Regions from separate parts of the Mus musculus genome. Here region 2 is linked to region 1. A link is a loop called in an ENCODE intact Hi-C map of the cell type or tissue named here. Cell type or tissue: gastrocnemius. All regions are shown on one strand. Each heading gives the region's core, and the rest is flanking DNA. Links, peaks and the distances in the headings are about the cores only.

What was found. Peaks named below come from ENCODE experiments on the same cell type or tissue, not always from the same donor. Only the 100,000 strongest peaks of a DNase experiment are listed, where the experiment ranks them.
Region 2: it touches region 1 in a loop (2.0-fold over the local background); 10 of 42 quality-filtered maps call a loop at or near these places.

Annotation. Positions count from the first base shown.
Region 1 is chr14:47,008,995-47,016,505 of GRCm38, reverse strand. It overlaps Samd4 (sterile alpha motif domain containing 4), which reads right to left. Exons shown (of 13, transcript NM_001037221.2): 3 at 1-229. Among named protein-coding and RNA genes, the nearest start is that of Gm52121, 4.6 kb to the right of the region's middle. In gastrocnemius, for the core only: no CTCF peak of the experiment used is centred there; no DNase peak of the experiment used is centred there; H3K4me3 peaks cover 558 bases; H3K27ac peaks cover 2,692 bases.
Region 2 is chr14:47,061,998-47,069,508 of GRCm38, reverse strand. Samd4 (sterile alpha motif domain containing 4) reads right to left here. Exons shown (of 13, transcript NM_001037221.2): 5 at 5,180-5,289; 6 at 3,035-3,121. Among named protein-coding and RNA genes, the nearest start is that of Gm10371, 50 kb to the left of the region's middle. In gastrocnemius, for the core only: no CTCF peak of the experiment used is centred there; a DNase peak (open chromatin) is centred at 4,245.

The sequences.
Region 1 (7,511 bases), core at 974-5,973:
GCGCTGCGGTCTTCCAAGGAAGTGGCTGGGTGGATCAAAGCATAGGACAGCAGCTGCCTGCTCTCCTCAATGTGCTGGTTGTGTTCGATAGAGTGTGCCAGGATCTTGGGCAGCAGTTTCATATACTCTGCTTTCGCGTCGAGGTTTCCTGGCTTCAGCAAAGGCAGGTGAGTTAGCAGAAGGGAAATCACTTTATCCTTGGATTCCTGTTGCCATTGGTTAATGATTCCTGAAGGGGAAAGTACACAGGACACATGAGCAAATACACCCACGATCACACGAGACACCGCACTCTAAATTTCTGTGGCTTAGAGCGTCGACTTCTTAACCCTGGCTAAATGTTCTCAACTGTGGATGGGATCGGTCAACTGGCTTAAGGTTTTTAAGGGGCCAGGAACTTCAATGAGATACAGTTCAAAACTTCTTAGAGAGTGCAGATGGTAGAACCTGGGATCCTTTGTGCTATATAAAATATGGGTATTGTGGTGAACACCTGATTCCAGGCGTTCTTAGTGAACTTAGAAGGTGGAGACAGAAGGCTCCGAAGTTTAAGGTCATCCACTACTACTTAGGAAGTCTGAGGCAGCATGAACTACATGAGATCTTGTCTCAAAGAATGAAATCTATGAGCTGGAGAAATGGCTCAGTGGTTGAGAACACTGGATGCTTTTGCAGAGGATCTGGGCTTAATTCCCAGTGCCCACCCACATGGTGGCTCACAACTGTCAGTAACTCCAGCCCCAGGGGATCTGACGCTCTCTTCTGGCTCTCTCAGGTACCATAAACACACATAGTGCACAGACATACATGAAGGCAGACACTTATATACATAAAATAGATTTAATCTCTATTTTAGAATGAACTAGGTGATATTTTATTATGCATAAACATATATAATATTATATAATGTATTATATAATATCTAATAAAATATAGAGTAAAGGTCTCTATTTTAAAACTAACAAATGCTTAGTTGTCAAAGAGATGACAACTTTGGTCCAATCAATGAGAATGGACAGCCCTGTCTTCCTTCTTAGACAGAACTAGGCACAACCATAGACAGGGGGCAAGCATGATGAAATCTCCATCAACTGAGGGCTCACAGGAAGGAATTCTTGAAGCGAAGCTGCCTCCCCGCTCCAGACATCGACTGGGAGCACCGTAAGTGCAGAAGAAGGAATGTGTGTGAAGCTGGTTCAACTTTCCACACAGAAGACCATGTCAGGAGAAAGGGACCCAAGGTTGTCCCCCGCCCTTGTCCCTGAATCTTCGTGTTGATGCAGCTTTCTCACAAGAAAACAATGAAGTGAAAGAGGCCTACAGCTCCAGGGACACTGTGGATCCCATATACTGGTAGGAAATGTATCTTTCTACAAAGATCTGTTTCTGTGGATTTTTTTTAACACTTTATTTTTAATTTAAAATTTTTACTGGAATTGATGTGTGAGTGAGTGTAGCACGTGTGCGTATGCGTGCTTACGTGTGTGCAGGACAGCAGAGCATGCTGGGTACTGTTCTAAAGAACATCACCTACACCTGGGGAGAGAACTCAACTAGGCTAGGCTGTGGCCAGTGAGCCCCAGGGATCCTCCTGTGTCTGCCTCTCAGGGCTAGAGTTACAAGTGTGCACCACTATGCCGGGCATTTCTACATGGGTTCTCATTCTTAAGCATTTTATGCATGTGCTTCGGTGTCACTAAAGACACTCACAGTGGCACATAATCTGCCTGTAGACCAGCAGTTCTCAACCAGTGGGTCGTGACCCCTCTGGGGTTTCAAACGACCTTTTCACAAGGGTTCCCTAAGCCCATTGGAAAGCACAGCTATTTACATCATTGTTTGTGCGAATAGCAAAATTACAGTTATGAATAGCAAGGAAAACAATTTTATGGTGGGGGGATCACCACGACGTGAGGAACTGTATTCAAGAGGCACAGCCTTAGGAAGGTTGGGAATCACTGCTGTAGACCTTCAATAACTTCCAATCAGAAAGTCTGTCCTCATCAAAACAAAAACCTCCCACCCCTTTCCTAGCTTTTGGCACGACACCGTTCCCTTTTATGTCCCTAAGAACCTGGTTTTGCTCTAAGTCCCACAGACAAGTGGGACCCCGGTGCTTGTCTTTTCATTGTTTGAGACAAGGTCTTAGACTCTGAAGCCCTGGCTAGGCTCAAACTCAAGGTTGACTTCATCTCAGCCCCGCTGGGATGCTGGGACAGCAGACATGAAGCAGCTAGCACAGCATTCCCACTGAGCACCTCACACCACGCACACCACAGTTTGCTTCGGGCTCACCCATGTGCAGATCCGCTCCTTAACACTCCCCTCCCTGCCCCATTCAAAGGGCAGACGAAGCATGGTGCCTGTTGAGTTTTGGAGATGCACAGTTAATCCACAGAGTGGGGCATCCCCAGTGGATTTCACATGGTGTCTTCAGGTTGGAGGGGTTAAGCTACAGACTCATTGGCATGTACTAAGGCCTCTTCAGAGTACTTGCAAAGAAAAACCTCAGCCTTGTACCTTCATCTTGAGTTCCCTGAAAGTCCCACGTTGAAGGTGTGCTCCCCAGTTTAGAGATATTCAGAATTGAGTCTAGTAGGAGATTTTCTGATCACTTTGGGGTATATCCCCAAAATGGATAGTAGACGCCCCCCCCAACCCCATCTTTCTCTTTTTGCTTCTTGGCTATCACAAGTTTTCTTAACCAACCATTATGGGTTGGAATCTTCCAAATTGAGAGTGAAAATAAAACTTTCCTCTTTTTAAGTGGATTTTCTCTTGGATATTATGTTACAATCACAGAGAGTTAAACAATTGGCATTGCAGGACCTGGTGTCTTTGGAGTAAGGCATGGGAGTTAATCCCAGACCTGCCTGCCACTCTGTTACATTGCTTAACCTGTTTGAGCCTTAACTGTCACATCAGTCATGGGTAGTAAGTCCCATTAGCTTCTGCCTTCCTTGGGTTAAATGGGATGAAGTACCGAAAGGACCAATTGAGTACTTGGCAGTAGAAACAAGTAGAAATAACCCTTTCCCTTCGCTCTGTATCAGTCAGACTCAGAGAAAGATGATGTAAGCAGCTTTGGATGTTTAGTTTTACAAATAGAGGGAGGACACAAAGGAAGTCATTAAAATATTACCAAGTTGGAAAAAACGATAAGGAGTGAGGGAGGAGGGTGTTACAGAGAGTTTCTTTCATCTCCCAGAACCCCTACCTTCCAAAGCCAATTTGAAATTCATTTTTAAAAAGATTCCCAACTCTGAGAGGCAGGTGAATGTATCAGTTGAGTGGGAAGATTTAAGAATCAGGTAAACCTAGGCTCAAGTTGTTTTTTGCCACCACGTACTTAGGAGATATTGAGGAAGTTACCCAATCTTGCCGAGCCTCTCACCCATGGAGCAAGGATCACAAGTGCCTCATATCTTCCTTGTAAGACAAAGAAAGAACAACTAGTTGTGATGTTACTATATCTAGTAGCAATTAGCTAAATTGTCAGAGAGCTAGGACCGCCCTTCTAACAATAAGAAGCGAGACTGGACTCTCTTCATGTGGGGGTTTCTGGGATGCCAAAGAGTCACTGTGTGAAGCAGAAGCTACTAACCTGAAGACGGAGGAAGACTACAGAGAAGAAGTGGGAAGCCAGGATCATGAAAGGTACAGAAGAGTTGTGGTAGAAGTGTCTAGAATCCTAATCCTGTTCCCAGGATTTGGGGATGAGAGATGAAGGATAAGGGTTGGGAATAGGGTGGAGAGTGGGGTGTCTGAATACTGCTAGACACCCCACTAATAATACCAGATATAATACTAGCAGCACAGATAATTAGTAAAATAACATGAGCCATGTACAGTACCTGCAACTTTGCAGTAGTCAAATTACAAAAAAGCAACAAGCTACTTGATTTAGGCCAACACTAAAATATCATTTCAACTGGTAGTCATTACAGATCACTAGGGAGACAGACATGTATCCCTCTTCAGACTTGAGTTAAATTTTGGAAATCCAGGGCTTATGTTATCACCGACACACCTGCACTTGAGTGAGCCGTGTTACCCTGCCCATGGCTAGTGAGCAGCTCGGCACAGGCTAAAGACATTCTAATGGAGGAGAAGGGCATGAGACAGGTGACCTCGAGAGGTCCTTCCTACCTCTCTGACAATTTAGCTAATTGCCACTAGGTTTAATATCTATCTGATTGCCACCAGATGTAAGAATATCACGTGTCTCACTAGTCAGAGCCTATCTTTTAAAGGGGTCTGGGAAATGAACAAAAACTCATCATAATAGCTCCATCCCTTTGTCTGCAAAGACTGGGCACCATTTTCTGGCTTTTTTTTTTTTTCCTTTTCTTTTCTTGAAGTCTGAGGTATTTTTCACTTATTTGTTTGGAGACAAAGTCTCATTATGTGGTTCCTTCTGGCCTCTAGCTCACAGCAATCCTTTCGCATCAGTCTCTGCTAAGAAGGACAGACACGGGGCATGAGTCTGGCACGCTTCACATGATGGCTATATTTAGGAGGAAAAGAAACCTAGGCCGTCTGTCCAAGGGTCTCAAGAGTCCCAGGAAGGACACAAAAGGCCCAGAGGAAGAACAGACGTGTGTCATAAGCCAACAGTGAGCTGGGGCAGGTTGCAAGCACACATATCCTTACAATTAAATTCGGGAACCAAAAAATGCGTGAGGCTGAAGAATTTCCTAGACTCCTGCTAGGCCACTTCCCTGTTTAGATATTCTGCCCTCACAAAAGGTCGGTCTTAAAAAAAAATGTCAGGACAAAAATAAAACATAAATAGGACTCAGAGTGCTAGTGAGACAGGTTATCTCCAGCAAGCACTTTCTGCCAAGTATTAACCCAGGACTCTGAGGGAAGAGGCACAGCAGAGCCTGGGGATGAGAGGTCTCTGTCCCTTGTCCCTTCTAGGGCTGAAATAACACTATCCCCAGGAATAGCCGTCAGATGGTTTGAGGTTGTGGTGTGGCCAGGAAGACAACATGGTTTTTGCTTACCCCTCCTGGGAACTCAGCTCGAAGGCTGCTTTCTGAGGCTAGCCACACCTACTGGCTCAAACTTCTCTTGCTCTAGCTGTCACGCTGACAGCCAACAGTATTGAGTGGTTTCTGTGGGCCAGGCTCTCTTGTAAGCCCTGTGCATTTAATTACTCATTGAACGCTCTCAAGAAGCTTAGCGAGAGGGGGCGGGGTAGCAGAGCTCATAACTAGCCTTATTTCGCTGATGAGAGAGACAGAGACGTAGGTGGACCGACTAAGCTGCCATCGGTCCCTTGACTAGTGAAGAGGCAGCATGGAGGCAGGCAAACCAGCTTCAGCTACAGATGGTTATCACGCTAGAACCGCCATGAGCTAGATATTTTAGTATTTGTGGTATGCAGTCCTTACATCGACCTTGTGTAAATGCGTAGCTATAGTTACAAAAACTGGAAGGGAAGCCAAAGGAGCTTCGGAGACAATGGAGAGGATAGTTTTTGTGGTTTTGGGGTGCTAGTGGTTCCTTCTGACACCTGTCCTCCGAAGGGAAGCTCATCCTCTTCTCTGAGGTCTGGGGGCATGGTGGGGGGCGTGGTGTGGGCGCGTTTAGGGAGTCTCCTGAAGCAGTGTTGTGGAGATGGCACTGTGCAACTTTAGGGTTCAGGGTATAAAAGATGCAGCTCTTGCCTTGCTCTCTGCTCTTGGATGGTTCACTCTGAGGGAAGTCGGCAGTCCTACTGAGAGGTCATTCTTTGCCCGGTAGCAACCCAATGAGGGCATTCAGGTGAGGAGCCAAAGATGTCCTAATTAAGGTTAGTCTATTGCCATGATGGAACACCGTGAGCAGAGGCAGCTTGAGGAGGAAGTCAGGGCAGGAACTCGCACAAGGCAGGATCCTGGAGAGGCAGAAGCTGTGGAGGGGTGCTGCCTGCTTGCTTGCTTGTTCATGTGCTCGCTCACTCGTTTGCTCGCTCACTCGCTTGCTCGCTCACTCGCTTGCTCGCTCACTCGCTTGCTCGCTCACTCGCTTGCTCGCTCACTCGCTTGCTCGCTTGTTCTTTGTTTGTTTTAGACAGGGTTTCTCTGTGTAGCCCTGGCTGTCTGGGAACTCACTCTGTAGACCAAACAGGCCTCGAACTCAGAGATCCACCTGTCTCTGCCTCCCCAGTGTTGGTATTAGAGGTGTGTGCCACTACTAGCCAAAAGGCCTTTTCTTATTTGAGGCTCCCTCCTCTCTGGTGACTCTAGTTTGTTTAATATTGACATAAGATTCACCAGCACAGAGGTCCTCTGCCAATGTCCACATGCAAAGGAAATCTCAGCCCTGTTTAGAGTCTTCACATGACTAGAGCTCCAGACAGCATTCTGACGGACCCTGAGCCACAACCACACATTACAAGAGCCAAAGAAACAGTGTGTGATTACATATGTATTGTTCTAATCAGCCAAGCCTTGAGTAATTTGTTTCATGGCCAAAGGTAACTAATGTATAACCAAGTGCTGCTAAGGAAAAAAGGAAGCTTTAGCCATGTGGCTTTGAATGTCTGATCCATCTGACATTGCTGTTCCTATTCTGAAACAGACTCAGGTCCCTAACTTGCTGCTACTAAACTCTTCCTTGCCTCCCTCGCCTCCATTGCTTGCTCACCAGGAATGGTAGACCATGGGTTAGCTCCTTAAGTGCCTCCAGGGAAAGAATGCACTGACCATGGAGCCTGGAGCTACGCCCACATTAAGGGGCGAGATTTTTCGGGGCGACTTAGAAATTGGTTTCTGATTATAATTTGGCCTCCCGTGGTGGTCTGCCAGCAGAAGTTGTGGGCTGATTATCTGGATTTTCATTACATCCTGTCAACCACTGCTCCCCAAGTCAAATTACCAAGCCAGCATTGCAGAGTCTGCCTCCCTGCCTTCCAGACAGCACAAGTTAGCCTCTCAGCATGAGCGTCTGTGACGATAGTACAGGAGAGAACACCTCTACCATTGAGCCGAAGGCAGATCCTACACAAGGAGTCATGGGACATGCTAGCTACATTCCGCTAGATGCCCACCAGCCTTCTTTGGGGTGTCTATGTCCCTTAACCTATTCCTGACTCACCCCAGCATCAGCCTGTATGGAATGAGAACTAAACCTGGGAAACTAAAGTCCAATCCCCACGAGTTTTGATGATGCCAACCCATTTCTCCATCCTCTGAGTGCCTTCCTTGAGTAAGGAGCCCAGATGTGCAGGATATTTAATGTGGGGAAAAGTTAATGATTTACCGATTTTAATCCAGTGACATAAGAAGAGTGAAAGAAAAATGGAAAGTTATAGTTAAAGACCATGAGGATTAGTAAACTGTCCCACAATTCTCGGGGTGACAAGTTCAATCGTATGTCAGTGTTTAAAGCTGCAACTGTTAGTAAATCACTCTTAAATTGCTATCTTATTATACCCCTGTTTTCAGCTTAATAATGTTCACCATAAAGAGGCTTTCTCACAAGTGCATTTAGATAATCTGTTCATGCAAGAAATGGCCAGG
Region 2 (7,511 bases), core at 1,668-6,667, 52 kb before region 1:
ACATTAGAACTCCCAATCTGCTTTCTGGCCACTGACTTGCTGTTTCCACCTTGGTGTCCCACAGGTGCCACAACGAACTGAACTCCTTTCCTCTTTTGGCCCCCAATAAGTCCTGTGACTTATACGTGCTCAAACGCCAGAGCATATGACCCAAACCTTCTAACAACTGCTGGACTCCCTCTACAGGGGCTCTGCATCCCCTCCTTCTTTGTCTCTGTTTTGGTTTAAGGTCCCATCAAAACAGCTGTGGTCTCTTTGACTGCCCCCAGCAGCATCTAGCCTCTACCCAGGTGTCTAAGGACGTTCTCTTTGGCCTTGGTGATGGTATACCATCACCCCGGGTTGTGTGCTCAGTAGCTACCATATCTTTCTGTCCCGGTGCACATTCCAAGCTACCCAGGGCCAGGAACCACATACCACTCACAGTTAACCTGCAAGGATGGGCAAAGTGCGTCCAAACATCTGTTCAGCAAGCATTCAGTAGCGGAACGGAAGGGCTTGGGGCACGTAGTCAGCAGCTTCTTCGGATTATGAACTAGCTATGGGCGGGGTCTCAGCCATCTCCTTAGAAATGTGGGTTCTATGTGAGGTAAGAATGCCAGAGGCAGGCAGGGGAATTGTGATGACCATTCATTCCAACAGTGCCATCAGCTGGGGTTGGGAGAATGCCTTTAGCTGAGTCTCTGAGCCACCAGTAGTAGCAGGTAACAGCTCCCTTCCTAAAACAGCAGGAAAGATTTCAGGAGATCGAAGGAGAGAGTTGGGGGCTCAGTCTTCAGGGATGTGTAGTGTGAAGGGAGAGCCCGGAGCTCAGGGTATCAGAACACAGGGTGTCAGCTTAATGCAGCCATCCAAAAGGCATGGCTTTCCTCTCTCCAGGAAGTCAAAGACAATGAGCTTGGCATCTTTTTATCTTTTCCATTTCAGGAAACCATGGTGGAAGCACTGTTGTACAGTCAATGTAATTATAGGTATAACTCTAGAAAGCAGAGCATCCCTGACTTAACTGACACCAAGTCAAAAGAACATGACCCTCGTAACACACACACACACAGACACACACACAGACACACACAGAGACACACATATAGATAGACACACACACAGACACACAGAGACACATACACACATACACACACACACAGACACACACAGAGACACACACATAGACACACACAGAGACACAGACACGTACACACAGACACACAGAGACACATACACACAGACACACACACACACAGAGATACAGACACACATACAAACATTTACACACAGACACACATACACATACACACACACACAGACATACGGTACATGTATGTCAGCTCAAGGATGAGGGCAAGAGGGAGCTCTGCTTTCTCATCCACAGAGGCTGTTAATGAATTCTTAAAGGATGCTCTAGAAATGAACTGGCTTACAACATAATCTTCATTCAGAACACTTTCTATAGTTTCCAATGGACACGGGGTAAATTGGCCTTTTGAATGTTCTCCAAAAGAGAACAGTTTCTTAGATTAAAAATAGCCATAATCACTCCGTTAGACAAGCTGCTTGGCAGAGGACTTAGCATAAAATTAAGAACAACACCCAAACCTCGGGTTTAGGTGGAGAGCTTGCACGAAATGTGTGATTCCCTTTGTTTAGGAGAGCTCTTTTTTTTAAATATTTTTTATTACATATTTTCCTCAATTACATTTCCAATGCTATCCCAAAAGTCTCCCATACCCTCCCCCCCACTTCCCTACCCACCCATTCCCATTTTTTTGGCCCTGGCGTTCCCCTGTACTGGGGCATATACAGTTTGCGTGTCCAATGGGCCTCTCTTTCCAGTGATGGCCGACTAGGCCATCTTTTGATACATATGCAGCTAGAGTCAAGAGCTCCGGGGTACTGGTTAGTTCATAATGTTGTTCCACCTATAGGGTTGCAGATCCCTTTAGCTAGGAACGCTCTTTAATCAGGATGAGCATGTGAGCACTTCTTACCTATCTGCCCAAAAGGATTTAAAAAGAATTTTCTTGATACTATATGTATATTTTCCAAATATAAATGATGTTTTATGTTACATATTAAATGCAACTTAACAGTATACACGCGCACACACATACACATATAATTAAGTGCACATATATCTTTGTGAGCAACTTATAAAAACATTCCCACTCCATTAAGTCACCTGCTTTAGGAACTTGCTAGAGCCCTGCCTCACTTAGTACTCTGTCCCTCCCTGAAGGCTCCCTGGAGTTTCTAAGAGGTTCAGACTCACAATCTATAGCGAGATGCCAGGCATCTGGAAACTGCTCTCCACACCAGAGCAAACAGGTAGCTTCACAAACAAGGAACCACTGTTAGTCTGCAGGCATCTTTTTGTTTCCATGAGAAAAATCAGCACAGGAAGGAACATGGGACCCATAATTCACTCATCACTGCCGGCTGGTGTCAGGATTCACAGTTGTGGACTGGTTTTGGCGTTACACATTTTTGTAGTGGTTCCTGTCTGAGTCATGGAGATAGATCCTGTGCTTAAGCTGAACTCTAAAGCCAACTCTATCTGTGCCAATACTTTCTATCCCCCGTGAAACCTATAGTGAACCCGTGGATGTTTGCCCCTCCTGGATTTCTTTCTTCAATCCAGACATGGGCGCTAGAGAGCAGGCATAGGCACATCAGCACTTCATGCGCTGTTCTGTGACTGCTGTTACTGTGCGTAGGACAACTTACCAGACTCTGTGGTTGCCTCCAAGACTGAGGTGATGGACAGAGCAGAGCGAGCACTGGCTTCTGAAGCTCATCCAAGGCAAACCCAGTAGCTCACCAGCAGCTCGAACCCAGAGGACTTAATTCATTATAGCATCAGGATCCAAGGAAGCATGGGTGACCAGGAACCTTCACATTGGTCATTTCCCTTTCTCTGACAGACAGGGAAGTCACATGGCACCCTATGTTCTAGTAAGTGACACTCTAAACTGTGTTCCTTTAGTCTGTGTTCCCACAAGGAAGGTGGAAATGTGTCCTGGGCCCATTGCTCACTTACCCTTTCCAAAGACTTCAGGAGGTTCTGTCTTTCTTTGAGCTTCTGAATACTGATTACAATTTTGTGTCTTGCGCCTTTGGTAACATTCTGTAATCAGATGCAACAATATATTAGAACATAACATATTCAGGAATCAGCTTAGAGGCTCTCAGAGGCTGGGCTCTACTTAGTCTTTTGTTCCTACATGTTCACAGACAGGCCAGGATACATTTCTCTCTTGTTGCTACCACTGACTCAAAACCCTTTTTAGTCAATATACTAACTCCGTCTGGCTACCAGTTTGCCCATGACCTTTAAGACAGAGAGCCACATAACAGCCAATTATCCCACCCAGTGTGAGATGTCTTCACTTTCACCATGTTAAATGACCTTTTTGGTTTTGTTCAGGACACTCCTGTCTTCAGGTTGTCTTACTTCAGTCCCTCTTGGTTTCTCTGGAGACTGCAGTATTGTTGTTTTTTGCTTTCTTGGGGCAAAGGACGTGAAGCCCAGTACCGCCCATGTGCACCAACCACCACACAGGGGAATTCTGTTCCTTTACGACCATCCTTTTCCTTTCCATTATGAAAAGTGGAATTTACTTCACTCTAGGTAAGCATGCAGAGTTGTGGATTTTTTATTTTAAACTGGCCACAGCAGTCAGGGGGAGGGGGGGACTTCCTTAGAATCTTGTGGATTGTAGTCGCTACACACTTCCCAGTAAAAAGGGTCCCTTTTTTCTAAGCAGGTCTCTAATGCAGCGTTCTGGCCATCTCTGTTCCCTGGCAACCATTCTAGAGTTTCTCCTTCACTAGTGAAGGGCAGAGGGTGGCAGGGGCATCTCTGCCCTTGCAAGCACTGGGGATATATTTCTGTTTTGCTGTACTTTTCGGATCCAGTGAATTCAATTATTTTGTAAAAGTTTGGGTCAGGCTCTAGCGCTACCATCCTTGGCAGGACTTTCTCTCTCTTTTTAAAAATCTGAACAACTGATGAGTTGGCTTTTTCTCTCAACTTTGACCTAAACACAGATTGCTCTTTCAAATAGTTCCTGTCAAACCCTGGGGTCCGAGGCAGCAGCTGAGATCCAAGCAGTGGTGGGAGAAATGTTAGGAAGTTGAAATTAGTGCCTTTCATTCTCTGAGAGTGTGCAGTGACTCTGGGCTTTGTCTTGTTCTCAGTCCTGGTATTTAGCCAGGCCTACAGAAGGGGATCTGAGGGCACTGAATAAGTACAGGAAAAGCAGAGGTCAGTGGGGAGCCATGTGGCAGCCAGGCCCTGCCCCACATGCTCCAATCTCTCCTTCCTGTGCAACGAATATTAACTCATTTAGACCACCGGTTTCTTCGAATTGTCGCTCAAAGGAAACTGGGGTCAATTTGAAAAAAAAATGCAAATAGCATTTTAAACAAGAGAAACAAAAACACACATTAGATCTGTTGGCCAGAGCCTGGCATGGCAGAAATGGTTTCTGGGGTGCTGTTGATGGGTGTTTGCCCTCAGATTTTGTGGGGAGAGACTTAAGAAGGAAGGGGAGATTCTGTTCTTTTATGACTTCAGAAGGGAAATAAATTCTAAGGCCTGGATAACTTAGCCGCCCTCACTGGCCCATGCCATTTGGGGTGGTCAGAAGAATGTATTTTAAACAGTTTACTCTGATCTCAACTAAGACAGTGTGAGTGATTTTGGAAGAGTGTCCCGGAGTGGCTAGTGTTTCCTCTGGCTGGTCCAGTTAGAAGTTAGTGGATGTGTGACCAGACTGGATAAAGAGACGAGGAATCTGTCCCTATCCAAACAAGTCTTGGCTTGGTGGAGGAAAGAGAAGAGCCAGGGGAAAGCTCTTGGGAACACTTATGTGATACCACACCTGGCAGTACCACAGGGTCTTCCTTAGCACCCAGAGTTTGAAGGTACACTTGGCTCTGTCTTTTCCTAACTTCCTCTCCCTTGCCTTGGCCCGTGACTGCCTGCTGGTCTTTATCTTCCACTGAACTGCCAAGGCAAGAAACTAGTTTACTCACCGTGGGACACCAGCCAGCACCAGGCAGCTCCTAGATCCGGGCAAGCTATGGAGTGGATAAGGTCTGTTTCTGCATCTAAGACAAGGTCTGTCTGATGCTGAACCTCAAGACCTTGTCTCAGGGAAGGGGCCCCTCAGGCACATACCTGAGCCTCCAGTTGACACTCAGTGAGGGCCATCATTTCCTCATAAGTCATCTGCGAGAAGAGCGCAGCGTACTTGTGCAGGCGGAGGCTTTTTAACCAAGCTGGAACATCTATGGTGCAAGATGCGCAAGAGATGGAAGGAGAAATGAAAGGGGCAAGAAGGGATGATGAAAGATGGGAGGGCAGAGAGGGGGAAGGGCGATGGCCAGAGGGAAAAAAAGAAAAAGTTATTACTTAACTTAGGTAGCAACTGATGGCTCACAGATTAGGGCTAACCTTGGCAACCCCACTGGGCCCTAAAGTTTACCTAGACCAGGCATTGCTAACTTGGGGTTTAAGTATTTCAGGAGAAACAGGAATTCCCTAGAATACTTGTGTGTGTGTGTGTGTGTGTGTGTGTGTGTGTGTGTGTGTCTAGTTTTCTACAGTTCCTTTAAAGGTATCAAAGGAATTCATCACAATAAAGTAAAACACAAAGAGCCTCTGCTTTAGCTGGGCCAACTTACTGTTGTCTTGGGAAGAACTGACTTAGAAAATGCCCAAAGTAGATACAATAGTCTGTGCCCTCAAGACACTATTTTTCTTTTTTTGAAACTTAGTATAAATCTCCGAAAGCTATATCAGCTACTTCTAGAAGCTAGAACCATATGCAGTAGTTGTACTCCATAACTTCCCTGCCTGGTGTTTCTTTCACCTTCCCTGGCCCCCTGTGGGATAAAGGGCATCCTGGACTACCAGTATTACCACTGTTGTGGGATAGCTGCCAGTCATTTCTCCATAAGAAACATCACAACACGGAGGACCCAAACCTTGCCTAGATCCCAGGATAAAGGAAATGCCAAGGTACAACTGAAACAAACCCCAGGCATGGTGTTTTAGAGTTCAGAAAATTACTGGACTGAAGAGCTACTGAATCATTACTTTGCTAATTGCAACTAAAATAAATCATTTACCCAAAGTCTCAAGTCAGAATTTTTGAGCTGATAAGACCTGAGATCATCTTTCCCTAACCCTACTCACCATACAGATGGCAGCGTTGTGCCATTAAGTCTAGATCACAGAGAAAGAATGTGGTCAAGTGGGGTCTAGAACTCAGGTCCTTCTGCAGCCCAGCTCTTAGCTACATTGCAGCAAGGACTACAGAGATCACCAGCCATAGAGCTAAGTAAATAGAGATTGAGAGTATTTTGAGATTCCAAGGTACTGGGTAAGTATCATTCATACTTTCTATAGGGCATCATCATATTGCTAATCATATTGGTCACAAGATTATAAAGTGGTTTACTCTGAGGCACTGATGAGCCGGCCACACACATTCAAATATAGGTGGGAACTTCGGGTTTTCCAATGTTTAAAGTAGATAGCCAGGACTGATGGAAGACAGTTTGCCTCCCAGGAAAACCAAACCCAGGAAAACCAAACCCAGGCTCAGGGAGTGTGGACAGGGTTGGTCTCCTTAAAAAAAAAAAAAAAAAAAGTCAGGCATAGCAGGTGATCATTGGCCTGCTGCTGAGTGATCTTGTGCAGAGCAAAGATGGAAGATTTCTGGGAATTAGAACTGAACATTCAGTTAAGGACAGACACCAACCATCGTTTCAGGCTAGAAATTACTCCATTCTTTGCTTGGAAGGTCTTCAATCTACTGTGACAAAAGAGATTCCCTCTGGGACCATCATTAAATAAACTCAGGCAAGGCTTTTCCAGGTACACAGTGCTAACTCTTACCATAATTTTCAGCACAAACCACCTCTGGATCACCATTTCTGGACATGCTAGCCCGTAGTCTGGTACTTTTCCTGATATAATGTCCTGGAGCCCTTTTACCAGACTTCACTCTCTGTCAGTTATTTGTTTTTGTGGAAACAGTGGTAACACTTATACAGAGAAGGGTAACCATAGGTTGACATCGGTAGCCAGGTTAACTACAGCTCTGGTGTTCTGATCACTTGGTCACCAGGTTTTGTGTTTGCCATTCATATCTTTTTTTCTTTCTTTCTTCTTTTCTTTTCTTTCTTTCTTTTCTTTTCTCTTTTCTTTTCTTTTCTTTTCTTTTCTCTTCTTTCTTTCTTCCTTTCTCTCTCTCTTTCTTCCTTTCTCTCTCTTTCCTCTCCCTTTCTTTCTTTTTTTCTCTTTCTTTCTCTCTCTCTCTTTTTCTCTCTCTCTTTCCTTCCTTCCTTTCTTTTCTTTCCTTCCTTCCTTTCTTTTCTTTCCTTCCTTCCTTTCTTTTCTTTCCTTCCTTTCTTTCTTTCTTTCTTTCTTTCTTTCTTTTCTTTCTTTCTTTCTTTTGAGACAGGGTTTCTCTGTATAGCCCTGGCTGTCCTGGAACTCACTC